Linked DNA regions of Homo sapiens: region 1 is linked to region 2. A link is a loop called in an ENCODE intact Hi-C map of the cell type or tissue named here. Cell type or tissue: dorsolateral prefrontal cortex. All regions are shown on one strand. Each heading gives the region's core, and the rest is flanking DNA. Links, peaks and the distances in the headings are about the cores only.

What was found. Peaks named below come from ENCODE experiments on the same cell type or tissue, not always from the same donor. Only the 100,000 strongest peaks of a DNase experiment are listed, where the experiment ranks them.
Region 1: a loop joins it to region 2, with 2.9 times the contacts of the local background. A loop is called at or near these places in 1 of 110 quality-filtered maps.

What each region holds. Positions count from the first base shown.
Region 1 is chr2:32,871,064-32,886,450 of GRCh38, reverse strand. LOC105374453 (a long non-coding RNA gene) reads left to right here. Exons shown (of 3, transcript XR_939938.2): 3 at 436-463. Among named protein-coding and RNA genes, the nearest start is that of LINC00486, 53 kb to the right of the region's middle. RefSeq lists a silencer at 166-366. In dorsolateral prefrontal cortex, for the core only: no CTCF peak of the experiment used is centred there; no DNase peak of the experiment used is centred there; H3K4me3 peaks cover 894 bases; H3K27ac peaks cover 1,238 bases.
Region 2 is chr2:32,818,406-32,833,792 of GRCh38, reverse strand. LINC00486 (long intergenic non-protein coding RNA 486) reads right to left here and starts at 8,352. Exons shown (of 5, transcript NR_183193.1): 1 at 8,283-8,352. TTC27 (tetratricopeptide repeat domain 27) reads right to left here. Exons shown (of 20, transcript NM_017735.5): 20 at 12,742-12,977. The coding sequence ends at 12,855. In dorsolateral prefrontal cortex, for the core only: a CTCF peak has its summit at 7,481; a DNase peak (open chromatin) is centred at 8,352; H3K4me3 peaks cover 1,742 bases; H3K27ac peaks cover 3,167 bases.

The DNA.
Region 1 (15,387 bases), core at 4,025-12,024, 51 kb before region 2:
AGGATTGTAAAGGCACCAATCAGCACTCTGTGTCTAGCTCAAGGTTTGTAAACGCACCAATCAGCACCCTGTGTCTATCTCAAGGTTTGTAAATGCACCAATCAGTGCTCTGTGTCTAGCTAATCTAGTGGGGACTTAGAGAACTTTTACCTCTAGCTAGAGGATTGTAAATACACCCATCAGCACTCTGTGTCTACCTCAGGGATTGTAAACACACCAATCAGCACCCTGTCAAAACGGACTAATCGGCTCTCTGTAAAATGGGCCAATCAGCAGGATGTGGGTGGGGTCAGATAAGGGAATAAAAGCAGGCTGCCCGAGCTAGCAGTGGCAACCTGCTTGGGTCCCCTTCCACAACGTGGAAGCTTTGTTCTTTCGCTCTTTGCAATAAATCTTGCTGCTGCTCACTCTTTGGGTCCACACTGTCTTTATGAGATGTGACACTCACCGTGAAGGTCTGCAGCTTCACTCTTGAGGCCACCGAGACCACGAACCCACCGGGAGGAACGAACAACTCCGGACAGGAGGAACGAGCAACTCCAGACGCGCCGCCTTAGGAGCTGTAACACTCACCGCAAAGGTCTGCAGCTTCACTCCTGAAGCCAGTGAGACCACGAACCCACCAGAAGGAAGAAACTCCGAACACGTCTGAACATCAGAAGGAACATACTCCGGATACACTATCTTTAAGAACTGTAACACTCACCACGAGGGTCCGCAGCTTTATTCTTGAAGTCAGTGAGACCAAGAACCCACAAATTCCAGACACTATCCCACCTAGAAACAGTTTTTATAAGTCCTCCATTTCTGAGCCAATATTGTACGTTTGCTCAATAAAGTCACTCTCCAGCTATGAAGTCTCTGCTTAAAAATTGTGTTAGAATGTGGAAGATCTGCAATGAGAAGCATCGGGTGGCTGCTGTGTTGACTTCTGGCTCTACTATCTGTCTATAAAGTGAGTCTTAACAGGCTTTTAGCTGCTCCATGTGTTAGTTTCTCCACCTGTAAAAGGGGCATATAGTTGACCTGTTCTCTCATTAAGTTTTTGTGGGAATCAATATATTATGGGAATAAAAATAAGTTTGTAAATAAAAAGCACTGAGATAGATAAGGAATTATAGTGACCTTTGGCCAAGTTGTTCCTAATCGCGTGCCTGATGTTGTGAGGAAAGAATAAACAATGTCTCATTTCATCCTCAAAATGAGGTACCTTTTATTATTCCCATTTTACAAGTGAGGAAACTCAGGCTTATAGAAGTCAAAAACTTAGTAAGTGGTAGCAGTGATAATGAACAGTCAACAATTCCTGAGGGCTTACTATGGGCTTGGCACTGTTCTAAGCACTTTACATGTATTGATTCATTTAATTCTCACAACAACCCGATGAAGCAGGTTTCTATTATCCCCATTTTACAGAAGAGGAAATTGAGGCACAGAAAGGATTCTACAGGCTGGGCTTGGTGGCTCATGCCTGTAAATCGCAACAATTTGGGAGGCTGAGGCAGGTTGATCACTTTAGCCAAGGAGTCCAAGATCAGCCTGGGCAATGTGGCAAAACCCCATCTCTAAAAAAATAATAATAATACAGAAAATTAGCCAAGCGTGGTGGTGCATGCCTGTAGTCCCAGCTACCTGGGAGGCTGAGGTGGAAGAATCACCTGAGTCTGGGAGGTCGAGGTTGCAATGAGCTGAGATCACACCACTGCACTCCAGCCTGGGCGACAAGAGTGAGACCCTGTCTCAAAACAAACAAACAAACAAACAACAACAAAAAAGATTCTACAGCTAGTAAATGATATAGTTGGCACTGTAACCCAGATCCCTCTCTGTCTCTTTCTGGGTCTTTTTAAACTATTAAACTGCCCACACCATGACTCATTCATTTGACAGATATTTATTGAGAATATACAGTGTGTTATTCATTGGTCTAATCACTGCAGATCCAGTAGTGAATAAGAAAAAAAAAATCCTGCTGTCATAATGCTTATATTAACAAATATAAAGGTAGGGCATGATGGCATGCGCCTGTAATACTGGCTACTGAGGAGGCTGAAGTGGGAGGATCCCATGAGGCCAAGAGTTGGAGACTGCTGTGAGCTGTAATTGTGCTACTCCACTCCAGTCTGGGCAACAGAATGAAACCCCGTATCTTAAAAAATAAAAATAAAAAGGCTGGGCACAGTGGCCCACACCTATAATCCCAGCACTTGGAGAGTCTGGAGGATTGCTTGAGGCCAGGAGTTCAAGATCAGCCTGGGCAACATGGCAAGACCCCACTGTGATCCCAGCTATTCGGGAGGCTGAGGCAGGAGGATTGCTTGAGCCCAGGAAGTCAAGGCTGCAGTGACCCGAGATGGTTCCACTGCACTCCAGCCTGGGCAACAGAGCGAGAACTTGTGTCAAGGAAAAAATAAAACCAACCAACCAAACAAAAACAAATATAAGGCAATAATGCTATTGCTCTTGCCTTAACTTGGAAAACATGTGTCTCTGCTTAGAGTACCTCTTTCATTTACGATCACTTAAGATTTTGTTTCTTCTTTTAAGGGGTTATGCCAGCAGTAAACTGTGGAGTGCGGTATTGCTCTCACTTGATTTGCTGGTTTGTTTTATCCCAGATGTCGGAAAAAGGTGACTGAAGGTAGGCACGTCCTCCTCAAGAGCTGGGGTTAACCTATTCACAATTATACATTCCTTTCTTACTTTTCTAGTACCTCTCAGTCTTTTCAACCTCTGCTGTCCTCACTGGCAGCTGGTTCCAGCACCTCCTCATTGAGAAGAATCAGTACTCCCTAATGAACATACACATGTCCAGGCAAGGCGGGGCCAAACAGACCACAAGACTCTGTTGTGAGTGGATGTGATGCTCAGAGCTGCTGCAGGATGAAGCCCACAAAGAGAAGAGGACAAATCCAGAAGCCACAGAGAAGTGGAACCAGAAGCCCAGTGTGCCTTGGGTGAAGCACGGCTACTTAAGCATTTGTTACGCAAGATAATAAATCTCCTCTTGGCTTAACCAGTCTGGAGTTGGATCTGCAGTTACTTGCAACTAAAAGCATCCTCACTGATACAGCATTCCAAAGGCCCCTTTGTTCTTAAGAACATGTGTGCCTGGGAATCTCTGCTATAAACTATTCCATTTCCAAGAAGGATTCTTCTACAAGCCAATGAAATTCTCACTCTTTGTGGTCGAATGCCCTCTGTCTGCCCTCTTCTTTTCTTAGCTTTATTTCCTTAAGGGACTACTCAAAGACACTTGGTACGCTGAAATAACTCTAGCATTACCAAAAGCATTTAGTAAAGCTACGTGATGCTGACTGGAGACACTTGAAGAGAAAACAATGCTTTGAATTAAAGCACGTTTTCTAGTGTCGATGAATAACACATAAATAGGACCCACTTAGCCATCTATCCCCACTGTGTTATTCATCTTCCGGCTGCTTTGGTGAGTGCCAAAATGCTTCTGGGAGCTTTCTGAGCACTTCTTTCCTTTCCATTCCTTTCCTGGATTACATTCAAAAGATCTAAAAACAAACAGGCATGTTAATTACTAAGGGTTATTATTTTCTTCAAAGCCTCAAAGCTCTAAAGAATCAACACTATTTATTTTCTGAATTCACTCACCACAGTTTCAAACCAGCCAACGTGGAGACAATCTTCAGTACTTGCTGAAAATGTGCTTTCACTGTAAGCTTCAGTGCCCTGGAGCAGTGCTGTGAGATCCTTCTATGAGCTCTAGGCAGCAATTAAGTCTATTTCAAAAGATGTGCAGGTAAGATTGCTTAGGAGTAGGAAGTCCAGTCAATTCCAAAAATAATATAATGTTGAAATTTTCCTTGCTTACCCCAGGAGGAAAATGTTCTCTGCTTTGTCAATTCTATAAATTACATTTTTTCACTTTTGGAATGGTAGGTCCAGAAAGCGCAGAAAATAATAAAAACAATACCCATATAGTAGCCATAATGATTTAACAAGTGCTAACATTTGGCCATATTTGCATCACATGTAATTAATGATGGATATCACTATTTGACTCATAAAATGAATTGTTCCATTAAACTAGTCCCCTTTCCATTTTTCTCTTTAAGAGACATTTATAATTAAGCCTTTAAATTCTGAGCCTTTTGCAACCATGATTTCAGAATAGAAGAGTAGGGGCCAGGAATAGACCATAAATGCTCCAAATGGGACTTCAACAAGCCTTCATTGCTACCTGGAGTTGGGTCATGGCTGGTGAGAGTCTATGTGGGATATTCACATGGGACAGTTAGAAGATATAAATGTTCTGTAAGCACCAAAGTTGTTAGATCTGAATATCTTGAGCTTCATGGAGATTAAAATTCTAAAGTTACTCAGGTCTGTGTTTTGTTGATTTCGTTCAATGCACGCATATTCTGACATTTCATTTTACAATGATCTTCATTTTTATTTTGATTTTTTACTATTTTACAAACTGACATCAACTCTTTATTAAAAAAAAAACCTTTTTTTATAACAAAAAAGATAAGTTTTTTCCATAATAATAAAAAGTTGGAATATAGGCCGGGCACACTGGCTCACGCCTATAATCCCAGCACTTTGGGAGGCCAAGGCGGGTGGTTCACTGAGGTCAGTAGTCTGAGACCAGCCTGGCCATCATGGCGAAACCTCGTCTCTCCTAAAAAAAAAAAAAAAAAAGTATATATATACACAAAAATTGGCCGGGCATGGTGGTGCATGTCTGTAGTCCCAGCTACTTCGGAGGCTGAGGCAGGAGGATCACTTGAACCTGGGAGGTGGAGGTTGCAGTGAGCTGAAATTGCACCACTGCCCTCCAGCTTGGGTGACAGAGCAAGACTCCGTCTCAAAAAAAAAAAAAAAAAGTTGGAATATATACAATGGGTGAGGCTGTCCAAAACCTGCCCCATAAAGTAAGAAAAATTTTGACAATTAACAAAGATTCATTTTTCAAAGGCCTATTAATCATAGATTAATTAAACAATTATCACTCAAAAGGTACCTACAGAATTTTCACCTCAATCTTTTATCGCAAAAACAGTGGAAATCTATAGTCCAGAGACCTTCTTTAATAATGAGCCACTGATAAACACAATATATATATATAATTCATATAACATTTCTTTCATGTTGTAAATTTTTTTCAAGCATTATACAATAATGAATTTGCAACAGGCTTTCAATATTATTTACAATATTTCCTTCCAGTACGAGTTTTCACATGACTTTGAAAGTAATTGTTAAAATTGAGAACTTTTCTGTATTTTCCACACTACTCGGGATCCAGTCAGGTGTGATTCTCCTGTTTATAGGGTCCATCTTGTGTGCATGATCACGCGTCTATGAAAGGATATGGGAAAAGCAAAGGCATTCCCACATCTCATACATTCACAGAGCTTCTCTCCAGAATGAGATATTTTAAGTCAGCAAATGCAACTAAAAGAACTAAATGGGCCAGGCGTGGTGGCTCATGCCTGTAATCCCAGCACTTTGGGAGGCTGAGACGGGTAGATTATCTGAGGTCAGGAGTTTGAGACCAGCCTGACCAATGTGGTGAAACTCCATCTCTAATAAAAATATAAAAATTATCCAGGCATGGTGATATGTGCCTGTAGTCCCAGCTACTTGGGAGGCTGAGACAGGAGAATTGCTTGAACCCGGGAAGCAGGGGTTGCAGTGAGCTGAGATTGTGCCACTGTACTCCAGCCTGGGTGAGAGAGCGAGACTCCGTTTCAAAAAAACAAAATCAAACAAACAAAAGAACTAAATGCCTGACCACATTTCTTATACCGTAAGGCTTTTCTTCAGTGTGAGTCCTTTCACTTTTTCAAATCATGTTTCTTACAGTTATAGGTTTTCTTTCTCCAGTTTGATTGCTTTCATATCTTTGAGGAAAACTGGGAAAATTAAATATTTTCCCATATTGCTTACATTTGTAGTTTTTCTCCACTATGAGTTCTTTCATGTTTGCAATGGTAACTGGAACAGCCTAAAGCTTTACCACATTTTTTTTTATACTTTAAGTTCTAGGGTACATGGGCACAACGTGCAGGTTTGTTACATATGTATACATGTGCCATGTTGGTGTGCTGCACCCATAAACTTGTCATTTACATTAGGCATTTCTCCTAATGCTACCCCTCCCCCCTCCCCCACCCCATGACAGGCCCTGGTGTGTGATGTTCCCCATCCTGTGTCCAAGTGTTCTCATTGTTCAATTCCCACCTTTGAGTGAGAACATGCGGTGTTTGATTTCCTGTCCTTGCGATAGTTTGCTCAGAATGATGGTTTCCGGCTTCATCCGTGTCCCTACAAAGGACATGAGCTCATCCTTTTTTATGGCTGCATAGTATTCCATGGTGTATATGTGCCACATTTTCTTAATCCAGTCTATCATTGACGGACATTTGGGTTGGTTCCAAGTCTTTGCTATTGTGAATAGTGCCGCAATTAACATACGTGTGCATGTGTCTTTATAGCAGCATGATTTATAATCCTTTGGGTATATACCCAGTAATGGGATGGTTGGGTCAAATGGTATTTCTAGTTCTAGATCCTTGAGGAATCGCCACACTGTCTTCCACAATGGTTGAACTAGTTTACACTCCCACAACTGTGTAAAAGTGTTCCTATTTCTCCACTTCCTCTCTAGCACCTGTTGTTTCCTGACTTTTTAATGATTGCCATTCTAACTGGTGTGAGATGGTATCTCATTTTTGTTTTGATTTGCATTTCTCTGATGGCCAGTGAGTTTTTCTCCAGGATGATTTGGATCTTCATTTTAAATGATATTTATACACAGTTTGAATTGCAGAAATTTAAAACGAAACTATCTCTTCTCCTACATAATTAACCCACACAGTCACATCTAATCATTGCAGGGCTTAAACGACTTTTTCCAAATATGAACATAATAAAGTCCCCACAGCTCCCATGCCAGTCATATAGTCCTGTTGAAATGTTTTAGGGCATTTATAGATTTCTGTTGCTTTTCTCTGGTTTACAATCATCCTAGAATAAAAGCAAAGTTCAAAAGAGGGTAAAGTACAATATGTTGACAGATACAGGCATTCCTAACAAGAGCTGGTCTCTGTAATAGTCTACATGCCTAGCCAGAAGAATGCAAACCAACAATTGCTTATTGATCCCAGCAAAATCGTGCATCTTTCTCTCTTTGGGCATACATATTGTATCTTGGAGAAGCTCGAAAAATCAGAAATCGAGTTATGGAAATAGATAATGGTGATGGTTAAACAATACCATGAAAGTGCTTAATGCCAGTGAGTTGTACAGTTAAAAGTGGCAAAAATGGTAAATGTTATGTATATTTTACCACAATAAAAAATTCTTTAGATTAGAAACATTAAAATATCTAAAGAATAGTTGAATAGTAGGTCAAGTGAAGTTTTAAAAAAACTAACCATTTATATGGCTTTTGGGCAAACAGCACTTTCGGAGTTGACAAGGTCAAGTTTCCAAGTACCATGGGTAGTTCTATTTCTCAGACACTCTGTGGATTGAGGCTGCCTCATGCTTTTTGCTTTCTCCACCAGGAAAAGAGCAAGCTATCTGATGATTAAAACAGTCAGTGATTCCAAATTTACAATATGGTTTTCCTCTGCCTCTGGACAGGACCCTCTCTGCTATCTTCTCCTGTCTGGCCATCTCCAGTCAGTCATCTGGTCTCCTAAGTCCACATGGCATTATTTGATATTAAGATATACAATTTTAATCTGTGTTAATTCATCCTTGTTTACTTTGAAATGCTTTTTCCTACTGGCATATTGTGTAGATTGGGTAACTGTGGAAAAGCCTTAATAAACTGTATGTGGATTTTGTTAAACATTTAGCATCTGTTTTCCAAAATCCACTAGTGAAGGACTCAGAAAAGCTAATAAGGTGACCAGTTCATTTTATGACAGGGTCCTGTCACCTAAGAACTGTGTGCCGTATGTGCCCCAGAAATAGCTGACTCTAACCAAATAGAAAAACAAGCCATCCGCATTTTTTCTTGCCATGGCCTTAGTTTACAACCAGCCAATATATGATGAAAGTTTATGCTCCTTTTCCACGTAAGTTATTTTTCCAACTAAAAATTGTTCCCAGCTGTTCTGACCCAGATGTGTTGGCAGTCCGTACTGTGAGGGCCTTTATACAGGTGATGAAGTCCTCAGACAATAAAGTTTACACGACTTGTATACAGCTGGTCTCCAATACAACTTTGGACCTACAACACCCTTTCCCCCACCAGAAAAAAGCAGCGGTTTCCTGACACTTCACTCGGGGCACAGTTCAAAGGGGATTTCAGTGCTGTAGGCCCAAACTTGTGTAGGCCCTGGACTTAGGAAGGAAAAGTAAGACAAATTACCCAGTTTTCCTCTTCCCCTGGAGAATTCAGCCTGCTGTAACTGAAAATAGCTCCAGCAAGAAAATGACCAGAAATTGTCCCTGGGATTTGGCTTCCAGGAGAGGTTAGCTGGGATATCTGAACGCGCCCACTGAGTTGCCATCTGTCTTTTAGCTTCACATTGTCTCATTTTTAACTGCAGCCTCACCCTTTCCTTTACATTTAAATGAAAGGTCATTTTTAGTACATAGAGGTTGTGTGTAAAATCAGTGCAAGATGATGTTTCATCAGGAAGTTGTAGGATAAGCAGAGCAATGGATCACAATTGGGGTGACTGTACATCCAGGTTTTCTCAAGACAATCCCAGGCAGTTGACGTCTATCGGGCACTTCATTGTTAGAAAAACATTAAAACAGTGGAATTCGACAAGCTGGGATGGGTTTAGTAGCCCTCTCCTTGGCATTCTCAGTTGCCAGCAGTCTTGAACAATAGTGATGAGACCTGTGCAATAAACTGAGTTCTCACTGTAACTCCTGATAAAAATCTAAGGAAGACCAGCTATAATACCCTTCTCTCTTTTCTCAACCATTCCCTGATAAGGTGCAATTAACACGGTCTCTGAAAGACAGCTGGACAAATTACAGTGTGTCCAGTTACAAGTTTCCAGGGACTCAGTGGCGTTGGGAGATGTACTGACCCTGCTGCCAGCCACCTTTCACTAGTGCCTGCTGTAGCCTGGGAGGTCCATGAAGCTGCCTGGCCACATGTCAGCAGGGTCAGTGGGAAATGTGCGAAAGTATAGTTTAGGTGAAGTGAAATATGTGCAGGAAAGGGAGGCTGAGTAGCCCATCACAGAGCACAGAAACCGTAGTTTGAATGTTCTTGTGTACAGTGGTTTTGTCACTTACTTTATAATTTATCTACAACCTTTATTTATTGCATTGTTTGGTAACATACATTTCTTTTGCAATAAACCCCTTGGCAGCAATCAATCAGCTTGAAAAGGTCAAAGCACATTTTTAGTGAAAAATTAAAATATTAGGTTGTAGATGAATGTGTAACTTGCAAAAAATATTTGTTGATATCTAGCATCCACTGCTGGGATGTCATAATGATAACACTGGTCACCTGAAAACCAGAAAACGCGAATTTTCTGAAGAAGCATCAGAATTTACTTCAAAAGTCAGTAGTTACCTTAAGTAGATCATGCCCAAAGATTATTATAACACACACAGCTGCATGAGGTGTGTTTTTATATTATTCTGCGAAGCTTAATTTTTCACATAGATGCAATAACTGTTCTAAAATAATTTCATTCATTTTCCACTCCCAATTTTCTGGTGCATGCCTGAAACATTAAGTATTAGCTGCAAATGAGTCTCCTTTAGCAGAATGAGTACTGTGTAAACAGTGACATGACACCAGTTTTATTTCAATTTGATTGAATATATTTATGTTATAAATATGTAACATAATGTTTTGAAGTGATATATGAAGTGATTACTACAGTCAAGTCAATTAATGTATCTGTCATCTCACAGTTATCCTTCTTTGTGTCTGTGGTAAGAGCATGTAAAATCTACTCATAGAAAATTTCCAGTATGTAGTACAATATTATTAGCTACAATCATTATGATGTACTTCCACTCTCTAGATTTATTCATCCTATTAACACATAACTGCAACTCTGTGCCCTTTGATCTACAGCTCTCCATTCTGCACCCCCTGCACCCACTTCACCTCTAGTAACTGTCAATCTACTGTTTCTATGTAGTCAACTTTTAAAAAATATTCCATGTATAAAAGAGATCATGCACATTTTTCTTTCTGTGTCTGCCTTATTTCACTTAGCATCCATGCTGTCATCAGTGGAAAGATCTTCTTTTTTAAAGTCGAATAATATTGCATTGTATTGATCTATATAGAGAGATACAGATACCACAGTTTCTTTATCCATTCCTCCATTGGATAGACATTTGGGTTGATTCCATATCTTGGCTATTGTGAATAATGCTGCAATGAACAAGGGAGCGCAGATATCTCGATGAGGTGTTGACTTCATTTCTTTGGTTATTTGTGTGTTTTGTTGGTTTGTTTTCTTTTTTTCTTTTTTTTTTTTTTTTTTGAGACGGAATTTTACTCTGTCACCCAGGCTGGAGTCCAGTGACACAATCTCAGCTCACTGCAACCTCCGTCTCCTTGGTTCAAGCGATTCTCCTGCCTCAGCCTCCTAAGTAGCTGGAATTACAGGCGTACACCACCACACCTGGCTAATTTTTGTATTTTTAGTAGACGGGGGTTTCACCATATTGGCCAGGCTGGTCTTGAACTTCTGACCTCCAGTGATCTGCCCGCCTCGGCCTCCCAAAGTGCTGGGATTAAAGGCGTGAGCCATTGCACCCGGCCTGACTTCATCTCTTTGGATAAATACCTGGCAGAGGGATTGCTGGGCCATATGATAGTCCTATTTTTAATTTTTTGCAGAACCTCCATGCTGTTTTCAGTAATGACTGTACTAATTTATATTCCCACCAACAGTGTACAAGGGTTCCCTTTCCTCCACACCCTCACCAACACACATTATCTCAACTTTTTAATTATAGCCATGCTAACAGGTTTGACACCAGTTTATATCAGGGTCATCAGCTGCTTCCAATGAGAAATCAGTCCATTGTAATAATAGTTCTTTTAAAAAATGAACGTATTAAATAAAATTAAAATGTTGGAAAGTTCATTCTGTTTTTACCTTTGGGTAAAAAAATCTGTCATCATTTTGACCGCTATCATAAATCCAGTTTCAAAGTTTCATCACTGAAGAGAAAGTTTGCTGTTGAGGTAATAAGTTTTAGTGGCCAGAATCCTGGGGGAAACAGTATTCTTACTAAATCAAGAGCCTGTGGAGCAGAAATGTACTTGGACTGCAGTGGAATGTGTATAATTAGCACATTGTACAAACAAGCTGTAGTGGCCTGCCAATGGAAATGAAAGCTGAATTGTCAAATTTTTATACACACACACACGGATCACAAAATTCTCCCTGCTGCCTACCCATTGACTTAGAAACAGCAAAGCCTTTATGATAAACTACTTTATAAAAATCATCCTAAATGTTCTACAATGCTCCGAATTTTGGTTGCATTTTGTTCAAAATAATTTGGAAGTTTTTAACCCTTTCCCCGTTTGCCCCGAGAATACTTGCCGGCAGCGCTTGCAGCTGCAGCGTTTACCCTGAGATAACTTTGCCACGAAATATCTTGCTTTTATTATTACTTTCGCGCTGCTCGAGTATATCAACTTTGGAAACAAAAGATATCATTTTATTTACAGTATCCAATTTTAGTAGTGGTATTTCCATTTACAAAATGTAATTCTCGATCACTGAAAATGTCAAATCTTAGAAAATGTAGCACTCCTATGCCTGATGTTAACATTGTTCTCAAACAGTTATTGGCCAAAGAGTCATTTGATGAATCTGATTTTTCCGAGATAGGCAATTCTGATGTTAGTTCTGTTTAGAAGTAACTCCAAGAACCAGTTTTTATATTTTATTTTCACATTGAAAATCAGTCAGATTTGCTTTAGCCTCAAAGAGTGTGTTTATGTAAAATTAAATGAGCACTGGCAGCAAGCTGCACTTTTTTTTTTTCTAAACGGGAATTAATGTATTGAGCAAATGGGTTCTTTTTAAACCTTCAGCTTTTGAGCTTGAAAGTTTTAGAGAATTACAATTACTGAAAACCAAATTGACAAATAGGCAGAATCAGCTACATAATTGGCAGGACCTAGAGTAAAATTGCAATTGTAGGATCCCTTGGTCAAAAATTAAGAATTGGCTGGTGTGGTGGCTCACATCTGTAATCCCAGCCCTTTGGGAGGCCGAGGAGGGTGGATCAGTTGAGGTGAGGAGTTTGAGACCAGCCTGGCCAACATGGTGAAACTCCGTCTCTACTAAAAATACAAAAATTAGCCAGGTGTTGTGGTAGGCACCTGTAGTCTCAGCTACTTGGGAGGCTGAGGCAGGAGAATCACCTGTACCTGGGAGGCAGAGGTTGCAGTGAGCTGAGATCACGCCACTGTACTCCAGCCTGGGCGACAGAGAGATACTCTGTCCCCTAAATAAATAAAATTAAGAATTTCAAGATGGTGGCAGCAGAACATGAAACCCATTGCGGGGTCCTTCTAAGCACTGGGTTCCATGTGACTGCGCGGTTCATAAGCCCATCAAGCTAGCTCTGCAAAGGAAGACACTGGAATGTGTCCCTCAAAGCTAGCAGGGGAGGGGGGTTAATGACAGCTCTAATAAAGTACAAATTTGGAAATGCTATAATTGTGCACTGGACTATCTCAACTTGTGAGAAGAATATTTTGATGGAGCCTCTATTTTTATTTGGATTTAGATTCTGTCCCAGAATAGAATGTAATTGAGAAGGTTTACAATTTTGAACTACCTAAATTTGGTGAACCATTCAAAAGAATCGTAAATAGAGACAACCTATTTGACAAGTTGTATCAATGAAAGGCTCTCTGAATAGAGGTCAAAAGTACCTAAGAGAATATTTAAGCTAGATTCGTCACACATTTAATTTTTTTTGTTTGTTTGTTTGTTTGTTTGTTTGTTTTTTTTTTTTTGAGACGGAGTCTTGCTCTGTCGCCCAGGCTGGAGTGCAGTGGCGCTATCTCAGCTCACTGCAAACTCCGCCTTCCAGGTTCATGCCATTCTCCTGCCTCAGCCTCCTGAGTAGCTGGGACTACAGGCGCCCGCCACCACGCCCAGCTAATTTTTTTGTATTTGTAGTAGAGACAGGGTTTCACCATGTTAGCCAGGATGGTCTCAATCTCCTGACCTCGTGATCCGCCCGCCTTGGCCTCCCAAGGTGCTGGGATTATAGGCGTGAGCCACCGTGCTTGGTCACACATTTAATATTTTTAAAAATTAGAATTGAGAATGGTCTTTACTTAGCAGAATAGTTTTCAACTTACAAGGCACCATCACTTCTACAGAGAAATTTTTTCAATTAAATATATTGTGGTTTTATATATAAGGAAGAATCAATTGCAAGTATTCATTTCAAAGTTTTTAAGCCCCAAATACAGATAATTTTATGAAAAAAAGTTAGAAATAGTAAAACTACTAAAAAATACACTCTGCAGAAAAATACCATGACAGATAGACCAAGAAATTAAAATATGTAAAATATATCGAGTTATTATTTTAAATTTTTAAATTTTCAGGTAACATAAGTTTTCAAATTTGCTTTAATGAACACAAATATATGCCATTTTCTTTTTAAAAAATAATTTTGGCCAGGCATGGTGGCTCATGCCTGTAATCCTAGCACTCTGGGAGGCAGAGGCAGGAGGATCACCTGAGGTCAGGAGTTCAAGACCAGCCTGGCCAACATAGTGAAACCCTGTCTCTACTAAAAATACAAAAATTAGCTGGGCGTGGTGGCGAGCGCCTGTAGTCCCAGCTACTTGGGAGGCTGAGGCAGGAGACGCACTTGAACCTGGGAGGCGGAGGCTGCAGTGAGCCGAGATGGCGCCATCGCACTCCAGCCTGGGCAACAGAGCAAGACTCTGTCTCAAAAAATAATAATACTAATAATAATTTCAACTTTTATTGTAGATTAAGGGTTACATGTGAAGGTTTGTTACATGGATATACTGTGTGACACTGAGGTCTGGGGCACAAATTCTCCTGTCACCCATGTAGTGAGTGTAGTACCCGATAGTTCTTTAGCCCTTGTCCCCTCCCCATCTCTCCCCTCTAAAAGTCTCCAGTGTCTATTTTTCCCATCTTTATGTCCATATGTACCCAATATTTGGCTCCCACTTACAAGTGGGAACATGCAGAATTTGATTGTCTATTCCTGCATTAATTCACTCAGGATGATGGTGTCCAGATTCATCTATGTTGCTGCAAAGGACATGATTTCATTCTTTTTTTCTGGCTATGTAGTATTCCATGGTATACAGGTACCACATTTTCTTTATCCACCCACTGTTGATGGGCACATAGATTGATTCCATGTCTTTGCTACTGTGAATAGTGCTGTGATTAACATATATGTGTCTTTTTTGTGGAATGATTTATTTTCCTTTGGATATATGCCCAGTAATGGGATTGCAGGGTTGAATGGTAGTTCTGTTTTTAGTTCTTTGAGAAATCTCCAAACTGCTTTCCACGGTGCCTGAACTAATTTACATTCCCACCAACAGTGTATAAGCATTTTCTTCCCCTAGCAGCCTTGTCAGCATCTGTTATTTTTTGTCTATTTTTTTAATTTTTAATTTTTTTTTTTTTTTTGAGATGGAGTTTCACTCGTCACCCAGGCTGGAGTGCAGTGACGCAATCTCAGCTCACTACAACCTCCGCCTCCTTGGTTCAAGCGATTCTCCTGCCTCAGTCTCCTTAGTAGCTGGAATTACAGGCGTGTACCACCATGCCAGGCTAATTTTTGTATTTTTAGTAGAGACAGGGTTTCACCATGTTGGCCAGACTGGTCTTGAACTCCTGACCTCAGGTGATTCACCCACCTCGGCCTCCCAAAGTGCTGGCATTACAGGCATGAGCCACCACACCTGGCCCTGTTTTTTGTCTTTTTAATAATAGCCATTTTGATGGTGTGAGATGGTATCTCATTGTGGTTTTGATTTGCATTTCTCTAATGATTAGTGATGAACTTTTTTATGTTTGTTGTCCACTTGTCTGTCTTCTTTTGAGAAGTGTCTGTTCATGTCCTTTGCCCACTATTTAATGGGGTTGTTTTTTGCTTTAAGTTCCTTATAAATTCTGGATATTAGACCTTTGTTGGATGCATAGTTGGCAAATATTTTCTCCAATTCTGTGGGTTGTCTGTTTATGCTGTTGATGGCTCCTTTGGCTGCACAAAACCTCTTTCATCTAATTAGGTTCCTCTTATCAATTTTTGTTTCTGTTGCAATTGTTGTTGAGGACTTAATCATAAATTCTTCGCCAAGGCCAATGTCCAGAATGGCATTTCCTGGGTTTTCTTCTAAAGTTTTTATAGTTTGAGGTCTTA
Region 2 (15,387 bases), core at 2,763-10,762:
TGTTGTCAATATTTTATATAGACACAAGGCACTCCAGGGATGGGGATTCCACAAGGCTGAGAATACCAGGAGCCAGAGATCACTGGGAACCGTCTTTCAGGCTGCCTGCCACATTGACACTTCACAAAATTCCCAGGTCAGAGTAAACTTATGAAACACTCATAACATTTCAAAATAATTATATCCCAACCGTACCTATAGAACTTGGGATCAACATGGTGAAACCCCGTCTCTACTAAAAATACAAAATTAGTTGGGCGTGGTGGTGCATGCCTGTAATCCCAGCTACTTGGGAGACCGAGGCAGGAGAATCGCTTGAACCCAGGAGGCGGAGTTTGCAGTGAGCAAGATCGCGCCATTGCACTCCAGCCTGGGCAACAAGAGCAAAACTCTGTCTCCAAAAAAAAAAAAAAAAAAAAAAAAAAAAGAACGTGGGATCAGTGTGGGGAAGCAGTCAAAGATAAATAACCCTGTCAGTCACTGCTCCCCTTAGCAAGACAGGACTCCATTATAAGAACAATCATGGAGGAAGGAAAGTCACCCCACAGACCCCAGAGAACCCCTCTTCCCTGCCAGCCTTGTATCCATCCTTAGGACTAAGCTCAGCCAGTCTGCTTTCATTCAAGTCCTTAGACTCTTGCAGGCATTGGGAAAGGAAAGACACTCTTTTGTTCTGTGCAGATGAAATAAGATACTCTTCATTCAGTCTGGTTCATACCCCTTCCTGGGATTGCCTCTTTCACATAAAGAATGTACCAGCAACATTCCTTAAGATGAGAAACCAAATGTTGTCAGGGTTGATTTGTGATTCTCGGAGGAAGAAAGTAAAGACAGACAGGGGAGGGTTTATCTGGATGCATGTAACAGTTAGGGAAGGACAGTTGGATTGGCTGGGTCAGGAGACGGCTAATAAAATACAGTGTCTTTGATCTGTAGGTCACCAGTCTATTTAGGGTTGCCCTGAGACATTCCCTTGAAATATGCATTTTTGGAATTCTTCCAGAAAAACTTCAAACCTTAGCTTTATCTTTTTCTTTTTTGTAGTGTGCTGGATTTTGATTTATCATTCCCTATGAAGTTGTGGGTGAGATTTCACCTTTGTTTGTCCAAAACCATCCAGGCACACAAAAGTGTTCTCCCTATAACCGGTGGTATGTGGATCCTGCCAGGATATGACTATCGGTATTTCTACTACAACTTGGTGAGAAATCACCCCCCTAACCGGAGCTGTGAAGTGGAGGGTCTCAAGGCTGTGCTATTCAACTTGGCCATCAGATGTTAACAGGGGCCTTTTCCATCAGTCTACAGAGCCCAAAGGGAATGCCATAGGATATTAAACATGTCAGCACCATGCTTTTCAAGAAGAAATGTGAGAAGCTGGCTTTGGTCACCAAGATGACCACACTCAATCACTGCCTATGCTGGCCTGGGTTGCCTTAGGTTAGTACCCCCCTATTTATCCAGACAGCACAGGATCTTAACTGTATTAGACAAAAGAAATAAAGAATTTAGAGTGCAATGTCAAATTATCCACATTTTTGCCTTAGGGTAAAAGCACCTTATAGTTGTAAAATGTTGTTATATTTTGTTTAAGGAGGTGTTTGGTAGTGGGGGTGGGTGGGGAGTTAAAGTTACATGGAGTTAAGTTTGGGTTTGTGTTGCCAAGTTTCACCTCAAAATGCAGTATGATTTTTCAAAAGTCAATTTTATGAGTTGTGAGAAAAATTACTTGAGGAAAGAGCTCAGGTCTCCTCAAAAAGAAGGAAAAGACAAAGAGGTAGAAAAGTGCAAAAACGTGGAGAGGAGAAGGCAGACATTCAGGTTCACATTAAGAGTTGACTGCACTCTTCCTAATATCTTAATGCTTTTTACTGTGAAACACAACACACATTTGGGAAGAATGCACAAAACAAAAATGTATAACTTGATGATTTGCCAGAAGAACCATGTTAGCCATGAGCCCAGTTAATAACTATGATACTGCCAGCTCCCCGGAAGTCCTTTAGTACCATTCATCCACCACCCATTTATACCCACAAGAGTAGTCATTAGCCTGTCTTTGGTGGTGATCACTTCATTGCTTTCCTTTATAGTTTTTATACTAAGCATGCATCACTAAATAACACAGTTTAATTTAATCTGCTTTTTGAACTTATTATATATGTGGAAATATGCAGCATGCACTTTTTAAATTTTTAATGTTTTTAACATCTGGCTTCCTTTGCTGAACATAGTGTTGGAGAGATTCACTCATGTTATTGCCGTGGTATGGCTAGAACATTCACTTTCACTGATGCAGACCACATCATTGCATGAATATCCCACCATTTATGCATCTATTTTACTGTTGGTAGATATTTAGATTTTCTCAATTTGGGGACTATTATAGATAACGCTGCTATAAGCATTTTTGTATGAGAGTTTTGGTGCCTGCATTTGTGCTTGGGTATGTGTGTGCACCCCAGGAGTAAAACTGTTCAGCCATAGGGTATGCATATCTTCGAAGTTTGCAGATATTGCCCAGCTGTTTTCCGGAGTGTTTCTATCAAGTGGTGCTCCCATTAGCATTGTTAAGAGTTACTCCTACTCCACATCCTAACACTTGGTATGCAGAGTCATTTTAACGTTAGCCATTCTTTTGAGTATGTGGTCCTATCTCTTTATTTTAATTTGCATTTCTCTGATGACTGAGTGTATTTTTGTATTTTTCTTTGGATATTATCCTCTTTTGCAAAATACTTGTTTTTTCCCACTTGATTTTTTTCTTATTGATATATAGTTTTTACATTTTTAAACTTTTCTTTTAGGTTCAGGGGTGTATGTGCAGGTTTGTTATATAAGTAAACTTGTGTCGTGGAGGGGGGGTTTGTTGTTCAGATTATTTCATCACCCAGGTACTAAGCCTAGTTCCCAGTAGTTATTTTTTCTGCTCCTCTCCCTCCTCCCAGTCTCTATCCTCAAGTAGGCCCCAGTGTATGTTGTTCCCTTCGTGTCTATGAGTTCTCATCATTTAGCTCCCACTTATAAGTGAGAACACGCAGTATTTGGTTTTCTGTTCCTGCGTTAGTTTGCTAAGGATAGTGACCTTCAGCTCCATCCATGTTCCCACAAAAGATATGATCTCATTTTTTCTTGTGGCTGCACAGTATTCCATGCTGTATATGTACCACATTTTCTTTATCCAATCTGCCGTTGATGGGCATTTAGGTTGATTCCATGTCTTTGATATTTGAATAGTGCTGCAATGAACATTCATGTGCATGTGTCTTTATGGTAGAATGATTTATATTCCCCTAGGTATATACCTAGTAATGAGATTGCTGGGTTGAATGGATTTTCTGTCTTTAGGAAAATTACCATACTGCTTTCCACAATGATTGAACGAATTTATACTGCCACCAGCAGTATATTAAGTGTTCCCTTTTCTCTGCAGTCTCACCAGTATCTTATTTTTTGACTCTGTAATAACAGCTATTCTGGGTTTGAGATGGCATCTCATTGTATTGATTTGCACTTCTCTAATGATCAGTGATATTGAGCTTCTTTCCATATGCTTGTTGGCTGCATGCATGTCTTCTTTAGAAGAGTGTCTGTTCATGTCCTTTGTTCACTTTTTAGTGTTTTTTTTTCTTGTAAATTTGTTTAAGTTCCTTATAGCTGCTGGATATTAGACCTTTGTCAGATGCATAGTTTGCAAAAATTTTCTCTCTATCTGTAGGTTTTCTCTTTACTCTGTTGATAGTTTCTTTTGCTGTGCAGATGCTCTTAATTAGGTCCCATTTGTCCATTTTTGCTTTTGTTGCAATTGCTTTTGGTGTCTTTGTCATGAAATCTTTGCCTGTTCTTATGTCCAGGATGGTATAGCCTAGGTTGTCTTCCAGGGTTTTTATAGTTTTGGGGTTTACATTTAAATCTTTAATCCAACTTGAGTTGATTTTTTTTTAATATGGTATAAGGAAGGGGTCCAGTTTCAATCTTCTGCATATGGCTAACCAGTTATCCCAGCACCATTCATTGAATAAGGATTCCTTTCCCCATTGCTTTTGTCAGCTTTGTTGAAGATCAGATGGTTGTAGGTGTGCAGCCTTATTTCTGGGCTCTCTATTCTGTTCCATTGGTTTATGTGTTGTTTTTATACAAATACCATGCTGTTTTTGCTCCTGTAGCCATGTAGTATAGTTTGAAGTTGGGTAACATGATGTCTCCAGCTTTGTTCTTTTTGCTTAGGATTGCCTTGGCTATTTGGGCTCCTTTTTGGTTCCATATGAATTTTAAAATAGTTTTTTCTAGTTTTTGAAGAATGTCATTGGTAGTTTGATACAAATAGCATTGAATCTATAAATTGTTTTGGGCAGTATCGCCATTTTAATGATATTGATTCTTCCTATCCATGAACATGGGATGTTTTCCATTTGCTCATGTTATCTTTGGTTTCTCTGAGCAGTGTTTTGTACTCTCATTGCAGAGATCTTTCACCTCCCTCGTTAGCTGTATTCCTTGGTATTTTATTCTTTTTGGGGCAATTGTGAATGGGATGGTGTTTCTGATTTGGTTCTCAGCTTGGCTGGTTGTTGGTACATAGGAATGTTACTGATTTTTGTATATTAATTTTGTATCCTGAAACTTTGCTGAAGTTGTTTATCAGCTGAAGGAAGGACTATAAGGTTTTCTAGATACAGAATTTGGGATGCTCAACCTGTATGTTTTAGAATCATATTTTTAATTTCCACAAAAAAGTAGACTGGAATTTTTATTAAGACTATTGAATATATAGATCAATTTGAGGAAAAACAACATCTTTACTATACTGAGTTTACCAATTCATCAACATGGTATTTCCCACCATTTTTAAATTTAGGACTTTTTAAGAGTTATTTTATTTTCTAATTGACATATAATAACATGCAGATATTTATGGGCTATAGTGATGTTTCAACACATATAATGTATAGTCTGCCTGAAAATGTTTTTTCCTGCTGATATATGTGCCTTTATCAATCTTTAAAAATATTTATTGCAAAGTATCTGAATTTTTCATGCCATTATAAATGGTATAATTTAAAACTTTTTCCTTTTAAAAATCCTGTAGGCTATGCGTATGTGTAAATTGAGAGGTGATTTTAAAGTCTATGTGGATATTCTGATTTTGAGAATAATTTTCATCAATTCTGAAGAACTGTCAGCCATTAACTCTTCAAATACTTCTTCCCAATTCTCTTTCATATCCTTCTGAAATTCTGATTAGATATATTCTTCTGGAAATCTATCCTCTGTGTCTCTTACCTACTTTTATTTCTCTCCCTGTCTGATGTAGAATGTGCTGAATTATCTCTAGAGCTATCCTTCCCTTCACTAATTCTCTCCTTATCTGTCTAATCTGTTGTTTAACCTACTGGTTCTCAAAAGAGGGTAATTTTGTCCCCCAGGAGACACTTGGGGTGTCGTGATCTGCTGAGATGGATCACGAGTTCAGGAGATTGAGACCATCCTGGCCAAAATGGTGAAACCCCATCTCTACTAAAAATACAAAAATTAGCTGGGCGTGGTGGCGCATGCCTGTAGTCCAAGCTACCTGGGAGGCTGAGGCAGGAGAATCGCTTGAACCCAGGAGGCGGAGGTTACGGTGAGTGGGGATTGCGCCACTGCACTCTAGCCTGGGTAACAGAACAAGACTCCGTCTCAAATAAATAAATAAATAAATAAATATAAATAAATAAAAAATAAAAATTCACAGGACAGCTCCCAACAACAAAGAATTATCCAGCCCAAATGCCAACAGTGTCATGGTTTTACCTATCTTGAGAGAGACACAGAAAGAGATACACACACACACACACACACACACACACACACACAGACACAAAGAGGGAGAGAGAGAGTTGGATTTGTCTGGTTCCTTAGTTCCTTAAGTTGCTCCTCCTCCCTTGGAATAAATATGGAGTAGAGAGAGGCTCCTTTTCTTTTGCTTCCTACCTTGTGGAACAGAAATTTTCTCACTTTCAAGGAATATTAAGGAAAGAGGAATAGGTGTTCTTCCCAACAACTCCTGTATCTGACACCATTTTCCCGTCAGTACCACCCTTAAACCAAGGCAAGAAATCCCTATGCTTTGGGACTTTCTGTTTCTGTCCCTCCTCCAGACACTTTTTGCTTATGCCTAGAGCCTGTATTAGCCCCATCTTCTAGACCACGCTCAGGTAACTGGGACCCCAGGAGTTCCCTGCCCACAGGCCCAAAGCCTGCATCCAGAAGCTGCATGTGCCTCTCTTCTGTGCCCATAATCCTGAGGGTGGAGTGGCGTCTGGTCTGTGCACTCCCAGGTCTGAGTGGTAGCCATGCAGAGCTGTTTGTGGGTGCTGAAGACATGCCTGACACCTGCAGCTGGAGTGTGCACATGTGTACTTGGGACCCTGAAAAGCAGGATAGGGGAAGGGAGCTGACTCTCTCTGCACCCCTTTTTGGTTGAATTCTGAGATGTTTGAGAACTCCAAATTAAAATATGTCCTTCCAAGTCATTATAAAGGAATATCTGTCAAGATCAAAGCATAAAACAAATTTTATTTAACCATTTCTTTGCTTGATTTTTAACTTTGAAATATTTAGATATATAGTAAGCAGGCCTCTATATGTACTCTGGCCTGGAGCTCCACAAATGTTAATGAAGGGCCTGCTTCCATGTGTTTTACTGAAAAGCTTAATTAAGTAAAAACAAACAAAAAGCCAATATCTCTCAGATATATGTGTATTTATTTATATAATAGTCTGGAAGGATATACAAAAAAGTTAACAGGGTTAACTTCTACAGGGGTGGGATTTTGGATGATTTTTTTTCTTCTTGCTTATTTGTATTTTCTAATTTTTTGGAGATAAACATGGGACACTTCTGCAATTTATTAAAGGAGGAGGGTGAACATTAATCAGAGCATACCTATCTGAAGAAATCACCCTATGTCCTACTGATAATGATCAGGGGAATCAACTTCATATGTAAAGCACATTCTAGTGCTGTTCGTGTGTGTGTGTGTGTGTGTGTGTGTGTGTGTGTGAGAGAGAGAGAGAGAGAGTGAGAGAAGGAGCTGGAGCTGTTATGGCATAAGCATGTCTTCTGACCAGACAGCTGTAAAAATCCCAAGACAGCTTTTATCAACCCTGGCACCAGATATCCTCTAGGCCAAATTGATTCAGTAAATAGAGTGATGAAGGACAAGACTGAAAGATATTCTGCAGCATTGTTTCTCAAACCCCAGGGTTCTGACCCCCATGGGATTACAGAAACTGGAGCCAAGTTGCTGCATACTCCTATCCAGGGACTCCACCAGCCCCTGGGAACCGATAGACCATCCACAATGCCCCTTTCTCTTGATCATAACAATAACTAATTGTACACAGTTGCTCACATAGTACTTCACATACATCATCTGATAAATTCAGTCTGGTCTGTAGGGTGGGTATTTGCATTTTTATAGCTGAGGAAATTGGGGCTGAGAGGTTCAGGAGCTCAGGTGTGGTCACAGCTAGGAGGCGGTAAAGCTGAGACTTCATCCAGGTCTTCTAATTCTCTGACTTCATCCTAGTCAGCCACTTCCCCATTTCATCAGTTTTTTGTTTTGCTTTTGCCTGTTACTCCCCATCCTCTTTTTCTTTCCTTTTCTTAGCACCAACCTGAGAAATCCTAATGATGGGAACTTGGTTCTTTCTCGTTTACTTCATAAAAATCCATCATGTTTTCTTCTTTATCCCTTCCCTTATCACCACTTGCCACCCAGAAATGGGGAAAAGGTTGCTATAGAATGAAAATGCTAATAAACATTTTGGTATCACAGCCCAGCAGCACTGAATGTCATCAGGCTTCTGAGTGGGGCACAGAAAAGGTTGTCAGTGTTAATAATCAAATGGTTTCGAAGACACTCTTGCTTGCATCATGTTTCTATATCATTTATTTTTAAAGCACTTTATATGCATCTTCTCAACTGGTATTGTATATAACACCCCTGTACAATATGGATCACTAACAGGCTACAGATAATGGAACTGAGGCTCAGACATTAAGAAACTTCTTCGAGTCTCACAGTAATAGAGTCTTCAAGAAGCACATCTGTCTGTGAACAGCGCTGTGCAATAATTTCTGTGTGCCTATAGATACTGATGTGCATCTGAGCCCTCGATCTGGAAAAAGTTAGCAATGCATGGGTTAGATCCTTAACAACATTAACATGATTTACCCCCCCCTCCCCCTTTCTGGCAATAACATCACAAAAGATTAGAAAATGGCTGATACTTACCGTTCAGAAGACCACTTTAATAATATCAGTTTTCTGCCTCGTAGCCCTTGGCAGGACTCTCTTTTCACAGAACACAATGTTGGCACAGGGCCAAGAGATGGCGAAGTTGACTCAGAGGTCACTGCAGTTTATAAGTCAGAATAATAAAAAGGAAGGCAGATTTGACACCACTGGCAAGGGAAAGATTTTGGTGTTGTGCTAAGCAAACGGATTACAGCTAGCTCTGAGTAACATAGGAGGAGTAAAGAGCTATTGAAGGGGAAAAAGTCCACGTAAAAAGGCAAACCACTATAGTGAGAGCTTGCAAATGCTCTCAAAACTGACCATTGTTATTTATCCTAACATCAAAGAACAAAACAGAATCTGCTCAAGCGAACACTTCTATGAACCAAGGTGAAAGAGACAAGTGCTTTATGATAAAGTATCGAGAAAACATACACACACACAAACTGATTTTTGAATTGGCTTTGCTGAAAGCTACATATCTAGAGTAAAAAGCACCTCTTTCTTCACTAAGCTCCTGCAATTTAAAAAAATAAGAATAGAAAAATTCCAAGATAAGCTCGGCTTTTAACCCATTTATGCTTAGTGTTCCATTATCGGAACGCTAAGCGTGTGAGAGTTATTTATATTCTACTGCTCAAGGTCATCACCAAGCTCTGATTGCAAAAATTTTAAAAATTGCAACCTCCGGCATAAATGGGTTAAGTTCACTTGGTGAAAACCAAATACAGCTACAATTATTATTAGGCCTTGGTGTGTGAAGGACTCCAAGAGTTAAAAGCAAACCAGCACCACCTTTAGCCCATAAGGGATTACTCTTTTATTAGTATAGTCTTGGGATTAGTGGAAATGTCTGTCTAATGAATGCAGCTACTATATTTGAGCACATGCCTGAATAAGCTACTTGTTGATTGAAACGTATCTATTTATAAGCACTTCTGCATGTTGTGAAAAATCCATCTGTATTACCACAGCATGGCACCCACCATTTGAATAAAGGCTCTTTGCCATTTCACTATAGGGCCTTTTGAATGAATAGGCAGAAAGGAAGTGTGTTGCATCCACTTAACAGATTTTATTCCTCACTCTTGGCCAGTAAAGTAGAGTTACCTTATCTAAACAGCAATTTAGATTGATGTGGATGTTACAAAAACAGCAATGGAAAAAAAGAAATACTTTTCATCAGACTCACCCAGGGTTTTTAGCTAGTAAACCTACTATAATTTGGACAAACGTTCACAAAGCCTAAACTAACCAGACCTCTGCTTAGGTCATAATCTTTGAACTAAGTCTGGAAAGTAGGTGGATTTACTACACATACTTCTTGTCATTTCTTTTTTACATTTCTGCTTATGAATACCACACTAATGGCATGCCCAAGAGAAACAAGTACAGCATAAGAACAGTCTTGATAACACAGTCAAATAAGTCGATGCTTTCAATGGCTGTGTCCTCATCTGTGCTAAGGCTCCATCCTAGGTGGGTCCAAGCCTTCCACCCCTAAATGGGGACTTCAACGTCCACTCTGGGAATCTGAGCTCTGAGTCCCACCTGCTCCCACCTCTCAACACACGGCCACTGCTCTGCCTTCCAGTCTCAATACCATCGCTGCAAGCTTCTTGAGTTTGCATTTAGGTATTCCACTGAAGCCTATCTTCTCTCTTTTGCAGTTAGGGGCCCCATTTACTATGCTTATTATGCTACCTCTGGGGAAAAGCTGGTGAGGAATTTATTAAAACTTTTTATTCAAAAAGAGTAAATTACATATATATATATATATATATATATTTTTTTTTTTTTTTTTTTTTGAAATGGAGTTTTGCTCTTGTTGCCCAGACTGGAGTGTAGTGGCGCAATCTCGGCTCACTGAAACCTCCGCCTCCCGGGTTCAAGCGATTGTCCTGCCTCAGCCTCCTGAGTAGCTGGGATTACAGGCACCCACCGCCATGCTCGGCTAATTTTTTTGTATTTTTATTAGAGACAGGGTTTCACCATGTTGGCCACACTGGTCTTGAACTCCTGACCTCAGGTGATTCACCCGCCTCGGCCTCCCAAAGTGCTGGGATTACAGGCGTGAGCCACCGTGCCCGGCCAAGAGTAAATAATCTTAACAAACCACAGGCTATTATTAACAGAGACCTCACAGAATTTCTCTTGGAGAACTTTATAAATGATGCTGGGCAAACTGTCCAGATCCCATTATTAGAAAGAGAAGATTGAAATCAGTGGTCAACTGGAAGCTTCAGCGAAAGCAGAAACAATGCAGGCTTTAGTAGTCTTCAAATCCTGGCTCTTTCTCTTTCTAGAGTTTGTGACCCTTAGTTTTCTAGTGATATCACGAACAGACCTAGCAGGGCTCTTTTGATGGTCAAAGATGATGCCAGGTGAAATGCCTGGTACATAGTGAGAACTCAATAACTTGTAGCTATTATAATTATTATTCACACTCTGGGAAGGCAGTAAGATTAAAGAATCACATCTTTTCTATTTTTCTAATTGGAAAAGCAAAAGAATAATTCTGAAAGCAAAAGTGTTAATAATTGGAAACCAAAGTGAAACTTATAAAACATAAGGCATTTGGAAACACAAGCATTTAACCATAATATATCAACACAAAGCACCAAAGATCGTATAATAAATAATACAGCATTGTTTTAAGGTTTTTTGCTTTTTGTTTTTTGAAACAGGGTCTTGCTCTGTCACCCAGGCTGGAGTGTATACAGATTCTGTATCACTAACTCTGAGGCTAGGTGAAAATGTTTTTTAAGAGATAGGAACAACTTGATGAAAAGTACTATTATCATCACACTCATTTGTCAGATGAAAAAACCAAGTAGCTAAATTAAATATTAAATGTTAGGTAGCAGAGATGAGGCTTTTAGAAAACCCCAAGCTTTCCCTACTTTACCTCCCCACACATTTTCTTCAATTATCTTAAACACTCACCTAAGTAAGATTAAAAAATAATAATAATAATAGGTCTATGCCTTTAAAGAAAACATCTAGTAGCTCTCACTTTTGTGAGATCACTCCAAGATAAAAGAGTAATATATATATTACTTTGATTTTGTCCAGCACAGCATTGGAGAACATGACTGCAAGGAGATAGCTCTTCTGTGACTTGGTTTGTGACTTCTCACAATCACTGATGCCTTTCTACCTTGAACCCAAGGAAAGCAAACTGAAGACCAAAAACTTCTACAACTTTGATGCTCTACTTCAGTCTTCTACTTGACTGCTGAAATGATTGTCCTTTTCAGTATTTATTTTCTGTCCACTTTCTATTAGGGTTCACAGCTTGATACTAATAAAAATTAATCTTAAAATCTTGTTCCATCCACCCATTCAAGCATCCACCCATCCATTCACCCATCTATTCCTCAATGACTTCTATAAAAGGTTTATGTAGACCCTTAATGTTAACTCATTTTATTGGTCTTTCTCACAGGTATTGTCTCTGCTATAAGAGAAACTGCTTTGGGGCATATGCCAACTTCTTTTTAAGGCAATATGCTAATAGAAAAGAAGCAGTGGTTAAGAAATGAGAGCATTTAGCACTGGTAAGCATTCATAATCAAAATTCACTAATAAAAGGGTTTTTTAAAGATGGTTTTTAAATGTTCAGGATACTTAATGGATTATGAATTTTTAAGTTTCCAAAGGCAATTGAAACTCACAAAGAGGCTACGAGTAGAAATTATTTACATCTTATATATAAGAACATGGAAAAAAAAAAAAGGGCCAAGTGATTTATACATGGGACCCAAAATGTAGCAACCCAAGCCAGGACTTAGAATTCCTCACTATGACTTTTGTACTAAGATTATTAAGCTCAGCTGCTGCCTTCAATATTTGGCTCCATAGACATTGAAAGCATTTTACTTTCGCATTTCTGTAATATGGCACCATTAATAGCTGTCTTCACCCATAATACCCTAATTAAACAACTATCTTTGGGGCCGGTTGTATACATAATGAAGGGGTAACAGCCTAGTTCCTAGTAACTAAGCAAAAATTTAGGTTATGCCATTTTTTTCTTGCATTTTCTTGATTTAGAAGTTAAACCATGCTCACATTTCCAATTTCGCCAAGTCTGTATCTTTCTGAAACAAGCACAAAATCTCAAGAAACATAAATGTTTCTAGCTCCAAGTCCACTCTTTTATCACTTTTGAACAATAAAGCAGTCAATCTAATGATTTCACAAACTTGTAGTACGTGATTTTCACCTGTTTAGACAAAAGGTTTTCCAAAGTATGATCCAATTAATGTTAGGTTGAAAGAGAATAAACACTATATTAAAAACAAAATTAATTTAATTGCTCTTTGTGCCAAAATACCTCAAGAATAAAAATACTGAACTCAACTATAATTAGACCTAACGAAATAGGGAGTTTTAAAAATTTAATATACTTCAGAAAGCATATAAAATTGAAAACATCACAAAACCAAGAATGTTAAGTCATAAAACAAATTTATTTTAAAAATCAATATCTTGCATTTCAGATATACAGATGTATCTTTTACCAGCAGGTGAAAGCACCTTTTCCAGAATCTGCTTCCAGCAGAATCAATACTGATTTCGAAACTGGTTGCTTAGGTCTTGGAGCTCTGTCACTAAGGTGTCCATAGCTGTTATGTCATCAGCTAATTCCCTGGACATTTCTCCAGTTGCCACATCTGTAAAAAGTTGCTGTAATATAAAAAACAAAGCAGAAGTATTAAAACAACACAAATTTCTTTAAAATAAAATAGATACAGAGTATAGAGTTAAAAAACCTTTTGCATAATAATACTATACAATTATAATAGCAATGGTAGCATTTTTTTCTGTTCACTAGCCAAGAAATGTACAAGCTAAAATAATTAAAGGGTGAATCAAAACAACATGCCTGAACTTATAAATTCAAATGAGCTCTGCTCTTCAACGCATTTGCCTAAATTCTCATTATTCATTTCAATGTTATAGGATGGTTTTTGAATGAACAGACATAATTCAACTAAACAAAATGACTTTATTTATTGTGTATGCAGGCAAAACAAATATATTCTATGTTCAAATTCATATAAATCATACCCTTTATGCTACTTACTTGAAAATTAATTTCGCTTAGGCCTCAGAGACCACAAAGATTATCCTAGCAAAAAAGTCCAGCAAAATAAAAATAACTGTGTCCTCTCCCTGAAAAAGGAATTGCCTTGGGAGGTTTATTGCAACATATTTCAATCATGCTACCACAGCTGAAAACATTTGGAAATGCCTCTCCAGGAACTGCCTGCTGAGCCAACATAGGCCCCCAAGAAAATCAACTTCAGGATTTTATGACCCCATGGTATGTGTATGTGTGCACACATGTGCACGTGTGTACATGCGACTGTGTATATGTTTTATTCAGAAATATCATTTATGTAGCTTGCCAAATATCTGTTTCACTGGATTTGACTACATGATTTGTACAGCATTTCATAACAAAATGAAGTAGGAACTGCTCCAATGTCATCAGCAGAGAAAACACCTTTTAGGAAAATAACCTAGCCTCACATAGTTTTTTTGGTTTTTGTGTGTGCGTTTTTAAACTAAGAATTACAGTGCTTGCAAATCATAATCAATCGGCATCACTTCCCTGTGGGGTAAGGAGGAAGCACGGAGAAACTGAGGCTTAGAAAAAAGTGAATAATTTGCTGAGAGTCCCAAAGACTGTAAGGGGTCAAATCTGTTCTGTGTCCAGGCTCTCCAGCACTCTCATGAACAGCCCCTTCATGCCACTCTTGGCAGCAAACCTGTACAAGGACAGGGTGCAAATGGGCAGGGGAGTCACTCTGTCCTGGGAGAGCATGGACTGGATGATTTGTTAGGTGAGTCTCTAGGTACTAGGAGCTTATTTCCATGAAGTCCCTGGCCTGGCAAGAAAAGACCTGAGATTCATTCAATTAAGCCTATTTAACATAGGCTGCAAGCAATTTAACATAGTTATCCTCATTCATTTTCAATCTTCATTTTCACTTTTTAAAGTATTCTAAAAAAGTGACTTTTTTGGAATGCAATTCAGTTTGACAAACCTAATTCATTAAATAGAAAAGGCATAAGATCTACGAAACCAGAGACTCCCAAATATATGTGAAATATGCTTCAGAGGAGGCACTGGGAGGTAATTTTTCCCATTTTTGGATAATCCAGTTGGCATCTAATGAGAATGAAAATCTAAACACAGATGATGTTCTGGGGCCGCATTTTCATTATGTGGGAATCTACCATAATATGGGAAGGTGTGCAGTACCTGCACAGACAATACTATTCAAGTCATGCAAGTATAGATTACATAAAGTAGTAATTTGTAAGAAAAAGCTTTGCACAGACAAAAGGAAGCCACAGTATACCCTGAAGAAGTAAACTACTGTGGTAGTAGTAGAAGTAAACTACTTTGATTAGATCACTGATCAAAAGTAGGAAACAAAGCTCCCACTTTGGGAAGGAAAGTCACAGGAAAAAACCCTGCTGCTCTGACTTTGAGGGGGCTCTTATAGATTTCCGAGAGACACAATTTTGAAGTTGTGCTGCCAAGCTAGGAGGAAATATAGTTCTCCTGGGTCATGCAGATAAATAGGAAAAGTGAAGTAAGTTAATTATTTAAAGAGGCAAAAATGATGCCTTGATCTGAAAAGATCAAACCATTAATAAGAACAAAAAAATACTCAGAAAGGCGGTTACAGAGTAAAAAGGTATTCAGAAATGGCCTCCCTGTGCCAGAGACTTACTCTCGGAAGTAAGTCAAAATTACTTTGCAACCCAAGATGCAATAGTGAAAGCAAGTAAAGGCTAGAAAAGTAAGTGCTAAATTGTGCTAGAAGTTATATTTGTCCAAATTTTGCTTCCAGAGGTATAATCCAAACCTGGCTGCAGAGTAAAATCACATAGGAAATTCAACAGATTTCCTGGGTCCATCCCAGACCTGAATCTACATCGGTCACAGATAGAGCCCAAGAATCAATCCAGTCTTCAATAAAGCTCCCTGAGTGATTCTTAGGCATCTCTGGCCCAGCACTGGTACACAAGTTAGTTTTTGTGAACTAATGGCGTATTTCAGTTGTCAAACCTCAATAGC